Linked DNA regions of Homo sapiens: regions 2, 3, 4, 5 and 6 are each linked to region 1. The links are chromatin contacts, found by Hi-C or POLR2A ChIA-PET in ENCODE. All regions are on one chromosome and are shown on one strand. Each heading gives the region's core, a stretch centred on a gene start or an enhancer-like site at or near the end of the contact. The rest is flanking DNA. Distances are from core to core; before and after follow the strand shown.

Region 1 (2,700 bases), core at 61-2,560:
GCAGCACTGGGAATGGTGCCAGAGGCTGCGCGTTTGCCCAGTACAGCTTGGAGTTTTGCATCAGAAGCAGCGGGGTGCCAATTAGGCACACTCTGGAGGTGGTGATGCAATGCAAAGAAATGGGGTGGTGGAGAATCCGCTGTGGGGTCCGCGGTGGCTGCCGCATCCGGTTTAGGGGCGGCAGAGCCAGCGGGGTGTCTGGGGAGTTCCAGCGTTGGTTGTGGAGTAGGATGTGGTGTCTAGCTTTCAGCAGTAGCACCTGTTTGGTCCTCATCAAAGTGGTTTAGAGGAGGGACTTTTGGCTGCGGAGCCTCCCTTTGTTCTTGTCTGTATTCTGAGACATCCTGATAATTCTGTGGGTTACCCCAAACTCTTAACAAAGTTTTTTCTCTTTAAGTCAGAGAGAGTCCATTTCTGCCCTTATGAACAGAAACTCCAACCCAAACCATCTTACTGAAAGTAGTTCTTCCTTTTACTCAATTCCTTTATGGGATGAATCTCCACTGACAATTATTTTACCAATTTGAAACTTGTTCATGATCTTTCTTCGCTTCCAGAATGCAAGCTACTTGAGGGACCTCGTCTGCTGTCGTCACCATGCCTTTCCCTGCCAGGCTCCTAGGAGCTGCTTGGCGGCGGGTAGTGGTTAAGCCCACAGAGGCTGGGGCCAGACTGCCTGGCTTTGAATGGTGGCTCTACAATTGTGAGATTAACAGCCCCTACTTAAGGTTGTGGGAATTAAACCAGTTAATACACGTAAAGAGCGCCAGGCACGTACTGTTTATGAATGGATGCACTTAGCAGAAATTCAGTTGAGAATAACGGTTGTTTTTCAGGATTTTAAGATCTTTGTCCCATCACCTCCACCCCCACACTCTGGGAGCGATCCTTTCCCAAGGGTCAGGCTGAAAGTTTGCCAGATTGGAATTTCGGGTCTGCTGGGTCACAGAGCCAAGGGCCCAGTCTTCAAGGTGATCTCCACTTCGGAGCACTTTATGCCGCCCACGTTTTGTTCTATAACAATCCCAAACTGGCCCTCCGAGCCTGGGAAGTCGAGTTTCTCCGAAACCACTGAGTCCTGGAGAGCCCCGCGGCCTCCCGCCCTTTCTCCGCAGCCTGAGAGGGCCAGTGGGGCCGCCGCTGCTTCCTGGAAGAGCTTCGCCTTCCGGAGCCGCAGGCCGCGGAGCTCACAAGAGCTTCGGAGCAGGGCATCTCGCGCGGACAGGGCTGGCGATGGGCAGCCGACCAAAACGCCGCGTTCCTGGTGACTGCTTTTCCCTGGCAGGCACGCGTTCGCTGCTCCGCGGCCGCGGCTCTTCCGGGGCCGAGGGCTGCGGCGCGTGAGCCGACGTCTGTGTCCTGCGCAAGCTGCTGATGGTGCCACAGAGCCCGGGGCGGCGAGCCGCGGATATTTGCTGCTCTATTTTAAGATTCTCTGTCCTGTCTGTTTCCGAGCAGTTGTCACTTGGTCAGAGGAAAGGGAAAGCGGGGGTGGAGACAGTGAGGCCCGAGCCTCGGGCGCTTATTACTTCCAGCTGGGTGGAAATTCCCATCCCTCGGAGAAGACAAGCGTGGCCCCTCTCCTCCCGCTCCTCCCACTCCTCCGCCCCCTCCCCCAAAACTGAGTGAGTCAATTCGTCGCTGGTCAGGGCAAGTCTCGCTCATTTTAATAACAAAAATAAGGATAATGCCGCACTATTTGCACAGCATCTCAGACTTTTCAGAGCACTTAAGCACTTTTCAAACACTTTCCTTTTATTTTATTTTATTTTTTTTTTGGAGACGGAGCCTCCGCTCTGTCGCCCAGGCTGGAGTGCGGTGGCGCGATCTCGGCTCACTGCAATCTCCGCCTCCCGGGTTCAAGCGATTCTCCTGCCTCAGCCTCCCGAGTAGCTGGGATTACAGGCGCACGACACCACGCCCGGCCATTTTTTTTTTTTTTGTATTTTAGTAGAGAGCGGGTTTCACCGTGTTGCCCAGGCTGGTGTTGAACTCTGGAGCTCAGGCGGTCCGCTCGCCTCGGCCTCCCAAAGTGCTAAGGTTACAGGCTTGAGCCACCGCGCCCGGCCTCAAAACACTTTTCTCCACTTATTGGCCAAGACACATTATTACTCCCTGTTTGCAAGTGAGAAAACAGAGGCACAGAGAGGTTAGTGTTTGGACATGGTCACACAGCCAGTTAATCATATGACCACAGAGGCTGGATCTCCTGAGTTTTAAACTGAGCTGTCATTCAGTCCATAGCCATTTATTGTCTTTCCTCCCAGGCACGGCGCCTTTCCTGTGCTCGCTCATGAGCTTCTGTGTTATGAAGAATGAAGCATCAAAGGGTAGTGTATGGTTAACTCTGGCGTCTTCCCACTCCGGTGGCTTATTAATTCTCAAGGACAGCCTCATAGGAGAGGATATTCAGGCATGCAAGCAGTTATTGAGTGCCTACTGTGTGCAGCTACTGTACTTTTACACAGCCTATGGGAGAAAGTTTCTTAGCACATAATTACAATGAAATGTGATTAAGTTGTTGATAATGCACAATATTAGGGAAATAGAGAAAGAGGTAATCCATGTTGTCACGGGGCAGCCTTTAAAGCGTTTCCCCCAACTTTTTATTATACAGATTTTCAGGCATGCAGAATAGTTGAAAGATTGTTATAATGACTACCACTTCAATTCAACCAGTATAGATATGTAGATGGATAG
Region 2 (2,700 bases), core at 165-2,664, 1.3 Mb before region 1:
CAGAGTTGAAGAATTTGAGTGAGGTGGGAGAAGGGTTATGACGACAATGACTAACACTTATTAAAAGCACTGTGCCCATCTCTTTTCATGTGATAACTCATTTAGTACATTAGAAGCTGCACAGAGAATTTGGGGATGTGCTGCCTTCGGGAGATGAATGACAGGAGGCCAGATCTTATAAAGATGTTAGATTTAAATGGTCTATAAAGCATGAGGAGATTACTCTTGCAAATTACAGCATAAGGTGATAGGAAGTCTCAGGTACCTGCTCTCAGTATTGACATTTTGAGACAACAGTACATCATGTAAAAATTATTAAGATAATTGGACTTGAAGTTATGTCTAAAACTGAGTTCCAGCTCTGCCAATCACTCAGTATTTGACCTTGGACAAGTCTACATCTGGCTTGGTCTCAGTTTCTTTATTTGTAAAAAAAAAAAAAAAAAAAAAACCACCACAAAAAAGTGAAGATAAAATTACATGGTGACTATGAAAACACCTAGCAACCTGTTAAGCCCTTAAATATAGTGTTGAGTGTGACTGTTACAGTTGAGAACAGAGCTGTGCGGCGGAAGATTATTTTGACAACAGTGAGCATGATTAATTAGAATAGGAAAGACTGAGAGCATGTAAGTGTTTGAAAAAAATCAAAAACAGCCCAGGCATAGTGGGTAAGGACCCAAGCTAGGCTGCAACAATGGAAGAAGTTCAGGAGAAATTATAGAGAAGAAGCGGTAGGATTTGATCCAAGTACAATCTATCATGTACTATTCCAGACATGACTGGGCTTAAATGAGCTACTCTGGACCCAGCCCAGTTGCCTGGTTGGCTAATACCAGTGGCCACCAAGGACTAGCTCTGGGGATGATGTGGAATGGGAATTAAGAGCTCCGGTAAAGGAGTAGGACCTAGGTTCAAATACCAGCTCTATCAGCTCTGTGATCTTGGGCAAGTTATTTAATGTTTGTTTCCTTGTCTATAAAAATAGAGACACTCATACATATCCCATGGTACATGTGAACATTAAATATATGTGATTATATATGTCAAGTATATATGTGACATATATATATATCACTCACAGAACTCTGGGTTCTGTGAGTGATAAGACCTCTGTAACAATGGCTGTAATTATTCACATTAGATCTTGAAACTATCCCGAAAGCAATGAAGCCCATTGTCCCAAGTGGCAGTACAGGGAAGGATTATTTCCAGGAAGGGATTTAATGAGAGACCAGATCAATTATGAAAGATGGAGTCAGAAATGACTACAAACAGAAGCCAGGATATACCTAACCTTCAAGTCTGTTGTCAGCAAAGATACATCCTTCTCCCCACAGACTAAGTTTCTTAGGTCTGACTCACTGTATCACTTCCTGTTTTCCTCTGTGGCTTACTGCTGCCTTCAGTGGCAAAACCCAAGCACACTTCTCTGATATTTTTGCTCAGTGATGACTTTCGGGAGCCAACCACTTGTGGCTTTTTTTTTGCAACACTTGTCCTGTGAATGCAATGACTGCCTATGTTTGATGGAAACAAAGTGGCTAAAAGCAGTCTCTTTGGCTGAAATGTTAAAGCCACACAGGCCATGTGAGTCCAAAGGAGACCAGCAGCCTAGAATGGGTAACTCAAAATATAACATCTTCCCAAGTCTCAGGCCCCAGGAGGGAGAGTGAGACAGCTCCTCAGACAATATCATGAACAGGAGGAAGCTGGTACATTAAGCTTCTTTCTCTTAAAAACCTAACCGTGTACCTGGTGGACCCTCCCTATTGATTTTAAAAGAAACTAATAAGGAGTGGAGTGGAGCAGAAAGGACCAGAATATTCTCGGCTGCTATTGGGAAGACAAAGACATGCACTGCATATGCACAGAAATATGACTGTAAGTGTCAAGTTTGAAGTAATGAGACCAGCTCTTGTGTTTGGCCTAAGAACTCTGTCTCACTACGTTCTAGAATTTCACATCATTCGCCAATAAGTAAAATTGGATGTCAGGATTTCTCTATAATATTTCAGTGAAGTTAAACAGATCATACCCTTTGGACAGTATCTCAGGATGGGCAAAGTTATGCTGGAATATAAAAATCTGATTGGCTTCATACAACAATGGCTTATTTCTTGCTATCCAAGTCTGCAGAGCAGGTGTCTTTCCTGGGAGCTGCCCTTCATGTGTTGATGCAATGTTCCAGGCTGCTTCCAATTCACATCTGCTATCCATATCCACACATGCCGCTATGAGCACAGTGGTGGGACCAAGGGCAGTGTCGGGGGAGCCCTTGGAGAGTGGAGCAGCAGCACCACACTATAAACTTTCCCCAGAAAGTCATATAGCCCTGAGTAACTTCAAGGGCAAGAGAGTGTATTCCTCTCCTGTGCCTGGAATAGAGGTGAACAGATACGTTACAGTAGTCATGGCCATTACCCATAGTTCTTTCAACAACCCAGTTACCAGCTATCATTTTAAATTTTCTTTGTATTATCCCTTTAAGGAAAATCAAATGAGGACTTTGAATTTGTATAATACTAAACATTCTTCGAGGACTTTGAATTTTTATAATACTAAACATTCTTCAAGGCCTTTTCAGGTTTCTTAACCAATATTACTTCCAAACTTTAAAATACATAGTTTGCAAAGGAAGCTTTTTTAGAGTATCAAATAAATAAAACTTTCATTATTGAAGAAGTAGTGTCACTCCCA
Region 3 (2,700 bases), core at 166-2,665, 1.7 Mb after region 1:
TGGCTGATGTTTATCCCTTCACAAGGAATGAAGGTGAGCAGGGGTTTGACTCAGGGTGTTGCATGCATATCTACATGCCACAGCGTTTTAATATTGATTCTACCTTCTGAGAAAAATACAACTTTAATATCACACATCTAGATGTCCCCCCCCCCTTGAAGTAAACTTTGTGCATAAAAATCCTTATGTGTATACACTACAAATTAGGAGTTATCCACTTCGTAACACGGACCAAGTATTCACCATAAAATTCTCTTAAATGGCAAGTCTCTCTGTAGTCGTTTATTACAATTCAATTTATACACAAGCTTTCAGGAATGCACATATTTTATAAAGCAAAATACACATATAATGCGAAATGTCACACCAGTTTTAAGCCAGTAAAGTTTAAGGATTATCTTTAGGAGGACAGAAATAATTTGTTCTATGAGTTAATCTAGAATGCAGCAAGTTTCTCTTTGCATCTCCTTCTTCTCCTCTAAAGTCCAATCCAGAAAACAGGGGATTAGAATGTAATATGAGCAATTTCTGTTAAGTTAAAATAACTTTTTGTTTTTGGGGAGGCTGAAGCCAGAGGAGGCCGGGCTTGAGCCCGGGAGGTCGAGGTTGCAGTGAGCCATGATCGCACCACTGCACTCCAGCCTGGGCGACAGAGCGAGACCCTGGCTCCAAAAAATTAAAGTAAGAATTGTTGATGGGTAAACTCTGGAACAGCACGCCAGAGACCTTAAAGAATGAGACCCTCCCACTGGAGTCCCCTGGGCACGGGCTTTCGGGAAGATCGGTCAGCTCGGAGCTGCCTGGTTCTATGGCCCAAGCACTGTGATGTATTTCCCCTAACTCAGAGGGGCCAAACGAAGATGGACGTGAAGGGCGGGCCTCCCCACGACCCTTCCAGCTCCGAGCCCGTGGGAGGCCCGCTTCCCAGTGGCCGGGGCGACCTGGGCTCCCCGCTCCTCCGCCCCGCCGGTCCGCCACCCCCGCCCGGCCGGCCCGGCGCTGCCTCCTCTATACTCACTGGGGGCTGCCGCCCGCGGGTTTGGCCGCCGCCGCCTCTGTCCCCTCCATCCCTCGGAGAGGCCAGGCCCTCTCCAGCCCCTTCTCCCTCCCAGGCCAGCTGCTGGGTTCGGGGAGGGACTTCCAGCCCCGAATCCGGGGCCGGAGGGAGTGCGGCCCGCAGGCCTCGCCCCTCGGGGCGCGGCCGACTGGGGGTCCGGGACGGCGCCGAGGCCGGGCCAGCTCCCGGCTCTGCTGGCAGCCCCCGGGCCCCGGGTGGGTCTGGCCGGCGCAGCGCCCCACGGGCCGCACTCCCTCCCGGCGAGAGGACGGGAAGCGGGGTCGGGCAGGGAGGGCGCTGGCAGGGAAGGAAGTGGCATCAGCTGTCCGTTCACGGCTTTGCCGTGGAGGGGAAGAGCGGCCAAGCCCGCGCCTTCCCGGCCCGCGCTGGGCAGAGGGAGCCGAGCGCGGAGAGGTGGGGCCGCGGGAGGGGCTGGAGGAGCCGGGCCTCGGCCTCCCACCCCGCCCGGAGCCCCGCGGGGCCGCCTCTCCTGAGCCGCGGCCCAGGGAGCGAGTGTCCCCGGCCGTCAGAGGCGCGGGATGGAAGTCCAGGGCGGCCCCGAGCTTGGGGACGACGGGGCGGCCGCCAGCCTCGCAGGGCGGTGGCCCCTTCCCCGCGGGAAAGCGGGCGCAAGAGCGGAGGCGCGCGGGGCGCACGGAGGCCGGGGAGCGCGGGCAGGAGCTGGGGGCGCACCACGTTCTCGGCGGGCTCCGCGCGCCGCTGGTAACCCTACACCCAGGGCTCGCCTTTCGGGGTGGAAGCTGAGGAATGCCTTTTGTGTGGACAAGTTTTCCAGAGGAGCCGGCCGCCCTCTCTGTGGGGCCGTCCATCGCTCCGTAGAGCCGTTTCCTCCGAGGTCAAGGTCGTTGGTTCCCGCTCTCCAGAGGCGTGAGGGAAACCCGGAGGGAACGCGCTCCGCGCATCCCGTCTGCCGCGGTGCCGGAATTGCCCGCCGCCGCCTTGGGTGGGGACCGGTTCTCAGGGTCCTGGGGGCTCTCGAGCAGATCACTTTCCCCAGCGCGGGACGGGGGTCGCAACCAGGGGCATTCCCTGCAGCCGCGGCCCAAACCGACGGAGCTTGCTTTCTCCTTCCACCCAGAGGGGGTGACCGAGCCTCACCTATTTCCAAGCCTATTTTTTCACAAAGACGGGAAGCAATAAAAGTGGCCTCAGGAGATTCCGGAAATCTCTACAAAGAGAAAGTGCCCGTTCATCTTTCCTTCAGCCGACTGGCTTCACTGTGAAGCATGGGGTAGTTGTGCACCTCCAGATGACAGGACAGACACAGCAACAGTAAGGGCCGCGCAATATGTACCGGGGCAGGGGAGGAGGGGAAGGAAGTTTTCTAGAGGGGCTGCCTCTTGAGTCAGGAGGGGGTTACTCTGCACAAGGTGGGGGAAGGGGCGTCTGGCAGGGCAACAGGAGAGCGGAGCCTGGGGAGCTGTGAGTGGACTGGCGTCTTGGCAATCTAGGAGCTTGAGAGATTATCCAGTGCAAACCCTCTGTGTCACAGTACAGGCCCAAGGTTACGTCAGAGGCTTCGAACCAGAGCGACTCCATCTTGTGTGAGGGCGAGGAAAATGAGGCTGGGACTTGCTGGGCCACATTCCCAGTGAGTTAGCTATACCCAGCTTCTAGATATT
Region 4 (2,836 bases), core at 225-2,724, 1.5 Mb after region 1:
GAATGAATGAATCTTATTTACACTCCCATTTGCTTCTTCCTAGAATTGGAATTAATTCAAGTCCAAAATTTGAGTTCAAAAAGTTTTTCCCCTGTACCAGTAGAGTGTTTGAAAAGAGGAGGGAAGACCGGGTGTGGTGGCTCACACCTGTAATCCCAGCACTTTGGGAGGCCAAGGTTGGGTGGATCACCTGAGGTCAGGAGTTTGAGACCAGCCTGGCCCAACATGGTGAAACCCCGTCTCTACTAAAAATACAAAAATTAGGCTGGGCGCAGTGGCTCACACCTGTAATCCCAGCACTTTGGGAGGCCAAGGCAGGCAGATCACAAGGTCAGGAGATCGAGACCATCTGGCTAACACAGTGAAACCCCGTCTCTACTAAAAATACAAAAATTAGCCGGGCGTGGCAGCGTGTGCCTGTAGTCCCAGCTGCCGGGGAGGCTGAGGCAGGAGAATGGCGTGAACCCGGGAGGCGCAGCTTGCAGTGAGCCGAGCCACTGCACTCCAGCCTGGGCAACAGAGCAAGACTCTGTCTCAAAAAAAAAATACAAAAATTACCTGGGCGTGGTGGCAGGCGCCTGTAATCCCAGCTACTCGGGAGGCTGAGGCAGGAGAATGGTGTGAACCCAGGAGGCAGAGCTTGCAGTGAGTCGAGATTACGCCACTGCACTCCAGCCTGGGCAACAGAGTGAGACTCCATCTCAAAAAAAAAAAAAAGGAGGTGAACAGGTGGGTGGAGGGGACAGGATACTCACAGCCAGGACGGCCACTCCAGCAGCAGGAAGCTCCCTCCTCCATCTGCCAGGCAGTGCCTTTGCCATGGCCCCTTGAACCAAAATGTCTCCCCCTTCCCCTGCTGCCTCTGGATCCAGGCACGCTGTCACACCCACAAGGCCTGGAGCTTCGGAAGGATGGAAGAGGTTTTTCCGGGGAAACAGAGAGAAGGCCTTGCTGGGTCTGGGAGGGGGACTTACCCCCTCTAAGGAAATTCTTTATCAGCAACTTCCCTGAAGGTCTGAGGGACACCCCCACCCCTGGAGGCCTTGCACAGGGGAGCACCTGCAGACATGGCCTGCACAGTCGCAGTCTCTGACCCTCAGCACCAGCTGGTCACTGGGGCCCTGCAGCTCCCCGGGGCATCCAAGGTTCCAGTGCCACTGGGAGGTGCAGAATGTAAGGCCAAGAATCACAAAGGGTGAGCTCAGCACCTGGCGGGGTGGGAGGAGGGTGGGCAAGGAAGAAGCTGAACATGTTCCAGACAAGGTTTTAGGGTTGATTATCAGGGAGCCCCTGCTGTTCACTGTTGGCCCCCCCGAAGGTCCAGCAAACCACTGACAACCACCAGGTTCAAAATAAAAATCCACTCCCTCCTTCTTCTTCCCGTCCCCTCCCCGACTCAAAGGCACCTTCTCTCTGTGACTTCCCCATTTCTATAAATAACCCCTCCATCATCATTTCAGTCACTTTTGAATCCTCTCAGGCCCCGACTCTCACCCACTCATCCCCTGTCCCCACCCAGTGTCCCTGTAGATGCGGCCTCCTCACCACCCCTCCATCTTTGTGCCCCCACAGTGCTTTTCTGCCTCAGCCCTGCTGCTCTTTGTTCCCCTGCATTCCAACCCCTCAGGCCACTGCCAGGACAGGCCCACCCATGGGACTTCCCTCATCAAAACCATCATCAGACCCCACCCCTATAAAGAAAATACAGCCTCCCCGAGTGGCATTAAGACTTCATACAATGAACCAGGTGATGTGGCACAGGTCTGTAATCCCTGCTACTAGCAAGACTGAGGTGGGAGGATCACCGCATCCCAGGAGTTCAAGGCCAGCCTGGGCAACATAGTGAGACCTCATCTCAAATAAATAAATAAATAAATAAATAAATAAATAAATAAATAAATAAATGAATAAATGGAGAATGGAAAAAAAAAAAAGACTCCACAAATGGACAACATGCCTCCCTGGCCTGACTCTTCCAAACAGCACTCCACAATCTGCCCTTTTCTCAGATCCCAAAATAGGCCCTGTGCTTTGGTGCCTGCTATTTTCTCCATTTGGAAGAAATATCACCCTTCCAAGAGTCAATGTCCTGCTCATTCTTCAAGGCCTCCTCCATGCAACCCTCCCTGACACCCCCACCAGCTGTGCCCCTCCTCCACTGCACTCCTTCAGGCCCAGCCTTTGTTGACCCCTGGCCACAGTTTGGAGAGCAGTTTCGCCCCTTATTGGCTGTGTGATGGTGGGCAAGTCCCTTAGCCTCTCTGGGCCACGGCTTCTTCATCCTTCTCAAGGGTGCTGCAAGGACTGATTGGGACCACCTGCCGTGCAAAGCCCTGCACGTCGTAAGTGCTCGATACACAGCAGTTGCTGCAAGTCATCTCTAGCCCTTCTTCAGGTGGCTCAGCTGTGAGCCTGTCTGCAGATGCACACGAACAGACATCTCCCAAGATCTCTGCTTGCTGTCAGCTGTCCGCTGGCCACATCTGGTGACCTTGCTCAGGGATCTTCTGAGCCGCAGCCTGCCCTTCCTCAAGGTGAGCGTGCCCCGCTGGCAGCAATTGCTTCCCCCGTGGCCTGCCCTGCTCCCCATGGCTCCTCGGGGAGCATGTCTAAGGCACATTCTCCTCCAGAGCCCAGCAGGGCTGAACCACTGCAGGGACATTTTGAGGCAGGATGGAGCACCCCCACACCAGCACTGGAGCTGCAAAGTGCTTCCTAGAGCTGCCAGCCTGTGATCTTCAAGTGAACTTAATGGTGGAAGAAAAAAATCTTGACACTTGGTTGATGTTAAATGGACCTACATGCACTAAATCAGTCACACTCAACTTTCTCATGC
Region 5 (2,757 bases), core at 58-2,557, 1.2 Mb before region 1:
GAACAGCCTGGCCAACATAGTAAAACCCCATCTCTACTAAAAATACAAAATCAGCCACGTGTAATGTGCGTGCCTGTAGTCTCAGCTACTCAGGAAGCTGAGGCAGGAGAATCACTTGAACCCAGGAAGCGGAGGTTGCAGTGGGCTGGAGATTGTGCCACTGCACTCCAGCCTGGGCAACAGAGCGAGACTCCATCTCAAAAGCAAACAAACAAAAAAAAACATGAAAATATACTTCAATGTTAAATATTAACAACAATAAAAGGAATGGCTTCTCAGTGGTTAGGGATAGTCAAACTCTGATTTAAATCAAGCTTCCTCGCCTTGTGATAATAACAGTGTTCCCTTACCAAACAATGTTGAAATTTGACGATTCTTATTTTACTTACAATGGAAACTCTACTTTAATTCTAAATCCTTCTTATCAAAAGTGATGATTATTTAAAAGAACTATTTTTTCACCGAGTATTGACGTGTCCCAAAATTCAAACACAGAGAAAAATGCTTGTCAAAGGACCTGATGAAGTGGGTCCCATTTCCTGCCAGAAAGCAGAGATTTGGCAGAAAGCCAGGGTTCTCCCTTGGGAATGGAATTATGTTTCTCATTAACCCAGCCCCTCTCTTTCAGTACTTTCTTACTCGGAAAAAATTTCAATATGCATACATGATTCCTGTAAGTCCCTTTAACAGTATTTGTTCCTCAGGGTTTGCATCTGTGCATTAGGAAGAACCACATATGACCTAACAGAAGACTAATAAAATATTTTGAAAATTTAGATTTAAAAAATAATTTTCAAAGTGAACATCAATGACAATATCATAAAATAAGTATAGAATTGCTCTTGTGCCTACAATCATTCTCACACAAAATAACAATGCATGTTAAGTTATCAGAGAATTTGCTTAATGTCATTTTCTGTAGAACTGCTAAATATCCTAATACCTGCTTATTATGGCAGGGGAAAGATCTGATGACTTCTAATTTGCCAACATTCAAATAGAGTACATTTCTTATGAAACAAAAACTTAAAATGATCTGCTTACCACTGAAATTATTTTGAAATGAAACTGTACAGAGGGGAAACACAAAAAATACTCTGCCATATGGCCCGACAAGAGAAGCTAAAATGTTAAAAGTTTCATTTTTGCAAGAAAAGATTCCTATAGGTCTGTAAGTGTTTTAAGAGACTTTAGGACCTGTTTTTGCTTATATTATCTTAGTAACTTTGAATTATTAAGTTGAAGACGAAAGGGGTGGAACCCTTGTCAGACAAGTGCTTAATAACCCAGACTTAGAAAGCAAGACACGGAGGCCTGAGCCTGTCCTGTGGGTTAGCACGCTAACAGGAAACAGCTCAATCTGGATTTAATCATAGACCGTCGCTTTACTGACAAGATCACGGTACTGTGACCACAAAAATGTTTCATGTTTGTTTTTTTGGTTGATCTTTGTGCCTTTAGAATCCAGCTTTTTCTAAGAGAACATGTCTGAGTCCTATGGGGTAAATATCTAAAACTGTGCCCAAGTGTCCTACCAGGTAATTTCCATAATTATCGATTTTGGCATGAGACGGAGAGGAAAAAGGGCATGTGAGAGATGAAAGATGCCATATTTCAATTCCGTTTCCAGTCATGGAAAAATAAACTCTTTCACCTTCTAAAACATAAACTGTTAACCAGTTGGGTGTTTCTAATTTGAAAAAAAAAAAAAGTCCCTTCAATCAAAATAATAATTCAGTCATCTGATAGTTTAACAGGGAACGTGTTAAGCAAACAACCTCATTAGGATGGAGACAGTATGGAGTCCTCCACACCATGATCACTCTTCAGTATATCAGTTCTCAGGCATCTTGGCCTGAGCAGCAAAGTAAATAGTGAGTACTATTCCAGCTGTTAACTCCCTCCAAAAATCTAAAACCCACACCCAATCCCTACATTCATCCCCAAACACCAAAAGTAAGTTTTATGCTTCCTTTTCATATGCCCTACAACCACTATCCAGCAACAACAAACCACCACAATACAGGCTGAGGATCTTTTATCTCAAATTCTTGGGACTGAAAGTGGTTTGGATTTCAGAATTTTTCAGATTTTGAAATATTCCCACTATACTTACCATTCAAGTATCCCCATTCTGAAAATCCAAACTGCAAAACACTGCAATAAGCATGGATGTTGGAGCACTTTGAATTTCGGTTTTAAGATTAAGGATACTCCACCTGTATAGGAAAACCCACAAGCTGACTCACAAATAAGCTCTGCTCATCTCTCCATATTACTCAACTGCATAAATTTCTTTGCCATGCAACAAAATTTGCATCATTCTCTCAGCAGAAATCATGTATGTAATGACACCCAGCAGAACATGACAAGGCCAATACACCTGAGTACTACAGTGACTATTTACACACAGGACACTCAGAGATGTTAAGGTAAAGTCTAGAAAATACTTTAGGGCCCATGATGTCAAGCTCAACATGAGGTTCTGCCTTGTGTGAACTTTTATTAGGTTGGTGCAAAGGTGATTATGGCTTTTGCCATTAAAAATAGTGGCAAACTTAACAAAACTTAAACCAAAACTTGTCACAATCACCTTTGTGCTAACCTAATATTGGGTGGGAAGTCACTTTTTTGCTAGGTTAGGGTTGACAGATAAATTACAGGATGCCCAGTGAAATTTTAATTTCAGAGAAATAATGAATAATTACATACTATGTGGTATAAGTATGTCCCATTCCATGTTTGGGATCTATGCAT
Region 6 (2,700 bases), core at 17-2,516, 1.5 Mb after region 1:
AAAGGAGACCAGAGAGTGGCGGAGGGGGAAGGTCAAATGGAGGCGTTCGTGAAGGCAGAGCTTTGGAGAGAGGGCCAAACGTGAGATGGCGAGCACACAAAAAAGGCGCTCCAGGAGGCAGTTGAGGGGGCTGGAACGAAGTGAGAGAGAAGAAGGAAGAAATCAAAGGGTTCATCGAGGGAAGGGGGCGCCTAGGAAACACGCCCGGGAGGGCCCCGCTTTGTCTGGCGTGGGCGGCGGCGGGGGCAGCACGTGCAGCCGGGAGCGCGCTGAGCCGCCAGGCTCCGAGCCGAAGAGCGCCGAGAGGAGACACGACGCGCGGGGGCGGCCCCAGCCCCTCAGACCAGCGAGACCTCTCGCCGGCGGGCCCAGCGCTGCAGAAGGGGCGCATTGTTATGTCCCAGGTCGCAGCAGATTGCCGCTGTCCTGCAATACTCTCGCATCCTGGCACCGCGCCACTGGCACGGCCCGGGGGCTGGAAATAACTGCGCCGTTCCCATGACGACGAGGAAGCTCCCCCCGCCCCCGCCCCGCCCCGCCCCGCCCGCTGAGCTCCGCCCACCGGTACCCGCCGCGGCCGCCTCCCCACAACGGAGCTCCCCCGGTCACCCTGGCAACGGCGGCCGCGGCGCGCGGGAGGTGACTCTAAAAGCGGCGGGCCCCGCCCCCGCCCTCCAGCCCGCAGCGCCGCGCCGCGCGCCCAGCCCCCGCCTGGGCCTGCTCTCGGGCGGGACCTCACTGGGGCAGCCGCGGGCGCCGGCGCAGGAAGCCTCCCTTCCCCCTCGGCCCGCCGGGCCCGGAAAGGCGGGAGCTGGGAGGAAGCTTCGCGGCGGCCGAGGCTGCGGGAGAGGACGAGCGCGCCCCATTTTCTCCGCGGAGCCGCCCCCAGCCCTCCTGACCTCCGCGCCCCTTTAAATCCTCCGCGGGTCTCCCCGCCCTTCCTGCTGGGATGGGAGGAGACCTTAGCGGACGGTGCTCTGCCTGTGCGGCCAGATGAAAGGGGGACTGGGAAAATGAAGCCAGCTCTTGCCGGTGGGCTGGGGGCGGCAGGAATCCGGAGCTCTGGCCGCTGGCGGCACTGGGCTTGAGGGAAGCGGCGGCACGGGAGGCGTCCTCGGGAGCCGGGGTCTCACGGTCCAGGGAACGCCCCCGCCGCCGGCTTGCTAGCGAGGCATCCCGTGAACAAAGAGGCCTGCTTCACCCTACTGGGGCGATCGCCCCCCGGAGGGAAGGGTTTCCACCTTGCACGGCACTCGCGCGTTTTGTCTGTTGGTTGTGGTGAGGAGGGTGTATTGCAGATCCAAAAGGAGCCTCTCGGCCTCCCAGGGTGTCTGGGTCAGAATTGAGACGTTCTGGGCGAGGAGGTGTTGGGAGGGGAGTAGGAGGTCGGAAGGAGAGAGGCCGACCCAGTTAGCTCTGTTCACACCGTCCCTCTCTAGGAGCGGAGCCTACACCTGACTTGTTTGGAATGTGAGCTTTTGCAGGGGACAGAGGCCCTGGCACGTAGAAAGTTCTAAACTGTCTGGTGAATTGCTGCAATTAAAACCAGAGCGGCTCCTTCAGTTGTCCTGGGTGGGCAGGGCATCCCAAAGAAACACAGAAAGTATGCAGGGTCCTTTGAAAATAGTGCCCATATCAAACAAAATATTAATACTTCGCATTTGTAAAGTCCTTTCCTCTAAGAATGTTGTCTCGTTCCATATATATTTTCCACTCCATAAAATTCTAGAGCACAAAGAAAGGATTCATATGGGAGCGAATAGAACAAGTAAAGACGGTCAGCTGTGGTCACAGTGGAGGAACTGAAGAGTTTAGACTTCACCAGCTCTTAGAGCCCTGTTTTCTTTGAAGTGGTTACAACCGAGTACTTTGGTGTGGCCTAAAGAGTTTGAAGGTATACAGTTAAAGGACCTGGAAATAAGATTGGGCTGGCCATTGGGGCCTTGCTTTTCTCATCTGTGAGATGATAGTTGTGAAAATGAGATTAGACTGTATGAAATATTCTTCGTAAGCCATAGGATATGTTATACAAATGCTTTAGTTATTGAAACATCTATAAATTGGTATACAAGTCATGATTACTGTAGTTGCAATACGGAGTTGGTGGGGTGCTTCAGATTTGCAAGCTGTAGGAGGTGGGAACAGGACTGAAGGGCTATGTGCTGATGAATCTCCTTCAGCATTGCTGTGGAATGGATATGCTTCCCCAAAATTCATATGTGTTGAAGCTCTAACCCCTAATGTGACTATATCTGGAAATAGGGTCTTTAGGAGCTCGCTCTCTCCTCTGCCATGTGAGGGTACAGCAAGAAGGCGGCCATCTGCAAGCCAGAAACAAAGCCCTCAACAGAACCTGACCATGCTGGCACCCTGATCTCAGATTTCCAGGCTCCGGAACTATGAGAAATACATTTTTTTGCTTAAACCACTCTGTGATATTTTGTTATGGCAGCCAGAGCAGACTAAGACAAATATGTCTTCGCTTGGAGCTAAGCGCCCCTCCTACCACCTCCACCACCTGGCGTTTTGTTCAGCACTTCCACAGTTGTCTCATTTTTAATTTGTAACCGTGTAAGTTGGAATTGGCAAGATTTATTTTAAAATGAAGAAGCTAAGAAACAAAAAGATTAAAAGGCCTGCTGAAAGTCACACAGATTGTGAATGACTGAACTAGAACTAGAGTCTCCCCAGACAACATCT

Evidence for each region. Hi-C counts contacts between places; a loop is a spot of excess contacts on that map. ChIA-PET counts read pairs that join two places held with the same protein, here RNA polymerase II (POLR2A). Pooled maps may share reads with other maps.
Region 2: a loop to region 1 is called in a map of CD8-positive, alpha-beta T cell, with 2.6 times the contacts of the local background. The contact joins the enhancer-like site here to the promoter of LINC01686 in region 1. A Hi-C loop is called at or near these places in 1 of 168 maps with a recorded cell type or tissue (CD8-positive, alpha-beta T cell) and 6 of 50 pooled maps. POLR2A ChIA-PET finds 5 or more read pairs at or near these places in 1 of 52 experiments (activated T-cell).
Region 3: a map with no recorded cell type shows a loop between it and region 1 (4-fold over the local background). The contact joins the promoter of KIAA1614 here to the promoter of LINC01686 in region 1. A Hi-C loop is called at or near these places in 2 of 37 single-sample maps with no recorded cell type and 1 of 50 pooled maps. POLR2A ChIA-PET finds 5 or more read pairs at or near these places in 1 of 52 experiments (naive thymus-derived CD4-positive, alpha-beta T cell).
Region 4: a map with no recorded cell type shows a loop between it and region 1 (6-fold over the local background). The contact joins the enhancer-like site here to the promoter of LINC01686 in region 1. A Hi-C loop is called at or near these places in 12 of 37 single-sample maps with no recorded cell type and 9 of 50 pooled maps. POLR2A ChIA-PET finds 5 or more read pairs at or near these places in 1 of 52 experiments (activated CD4-positive, alpha-beta T cell).
Region 5: a loop to region 1 is called in a map with no recorded cell type, with 6 times the contacts of the local background. The contact joins the enhancer-like site here to the promoter of LINC01686 in region 1. A Hi-C loop is called at or near these places in 4 of 37 single-sample maps with no recorded cell type and 2 of 50 pooled maps. POLR2A ChIA-PET finds 5 or more read pairs at or near these places in 2 of 52 experiments (CD4-positive, alpha-beta memory T cell and GM12878).
Region 6: a pooled map shows a loop between it and region 1 (7-fold over the local background). The contact joins the enhancer-like site here to the promoter of LINC01686 in region 1. A Hi-C loop is called at or near these places in 1 of 168 maps with a recorded cell type or tissue (naive thymus-derived CD4-positive, alpha-beta T cell), 1 of 37 single-sample maps with no recorded cell type and 11 of 50 pooled maps. POLR2A ChIA-PET finds 5 or more read pairs at or near these places in 1 of 52 experiments (A673).

What each region holds. Positions count from the first base shown.
Region 1 is chr1:182,613,750-182,616,449 of GRCh38, reverse strand. LINC01686 (long intergenic non-protein coding RNA 1686) reads right to left here and starts at 1,310. Exons shown (of 1, transcript NR_036490.1): 1 at 1-1,310. RefSeq lists enhancers at 1-110, 108-217, 111-659, 688-1,585.
Region 2 is chr1:183,955,530-183,958,229 of GRCh38, reverse strand. The region is part of intron 6 of COLGALT2 (collagen beta(1-O)galactosyltransferase 2); the gene reads left to right. Among named protein-coding and RNA genes, the nearest start is that of COLGALT2, 81 kb to the left of the region's middle. RefSeq lists a silencer at 2,234-2,398. Within about 2 kb of position 1,414, at least 5 of the 41 ENCODE cell types and tissues checked have a DNase peak (open chromatin) inside an H3K27ac peak, as active enhancers do; they include CD8-positive, alpha-beta T cell, where a contact is called at or near this core.
Region 3 is chr1:180,911,612-180,914,311 of GRCh38, reverse strand. It overlaps KIAA1614, which reads right to left and starts at 1,415. Exons shown (of 9, transcript NM_020950.2): 1 at 1,019-1,415. The coding sequence starts at 1,068. LINC02816 (long intergenic non-protein coding RNA 2816) reads right to left here. Exons shown (of 4, transcript NR_185877.1): 4 at 256-2,700. RefSeq lists a silencer at 1,320-1,619.
Region 4 is chr1:181,130,094-181,132,929 of GRCh38, reverse strand. No RefSeq gene overlaps it. Among named protein-coding and RNA genes, the nearest start is that of IER5, 43 kb to the right of the region's middle. RefSeq lists enhancers at 760-809, 840-1,019, 2,229-2,338, 2,589-2,668. Within about 2 kb of position 1,474, at least 3 of the 41 ENCODE cell types and tissues checked have a DNase peak (open chromatin) inside an H3K27ac peak, as active enhancers do.
Region 5 is chr1:183,841,287-183,844,043 of GRCh38, reverse strand. The region is part of intron 2 of RGL1 (ral guanine nucleotide dissociation stimulator like 1); the gene reads right to left. Among named protein-coding and RNA genes, the nearest start is that of RGL1, 38 kb to the right of the region's middle. RefSeq lists an enhancer at 2,207-2,256. Within about 2 kb of position 1,307, at least 18 of the 41 ENCODE cell types and tissues checked have a DNase peak (open chromatin) inside an H3K27ac peak, as active enhancers do; they include GM12878, where a contact is called at or near this core.
Region 6 is chr1:181,103,342-181,106,041 of GRCh38, reverse strand. No RefSeq gene overlaps it. Among named protein-coding and RNA genes, the nearest start is that of IER5, 16 kb to the right of the region's middle. RefSeq lists silencers at 223-272, 533-1,022, 1,043-1,102 and an enhancer at 1-689. Within about 2 kb of position 1,266, at least 29 of the 41 ENCODE cell types and tissues checked have a DNase peak (open chromatin) inside an H3K27ac peak, as active enhancers do; they include A673, where a contact is called at or near this core.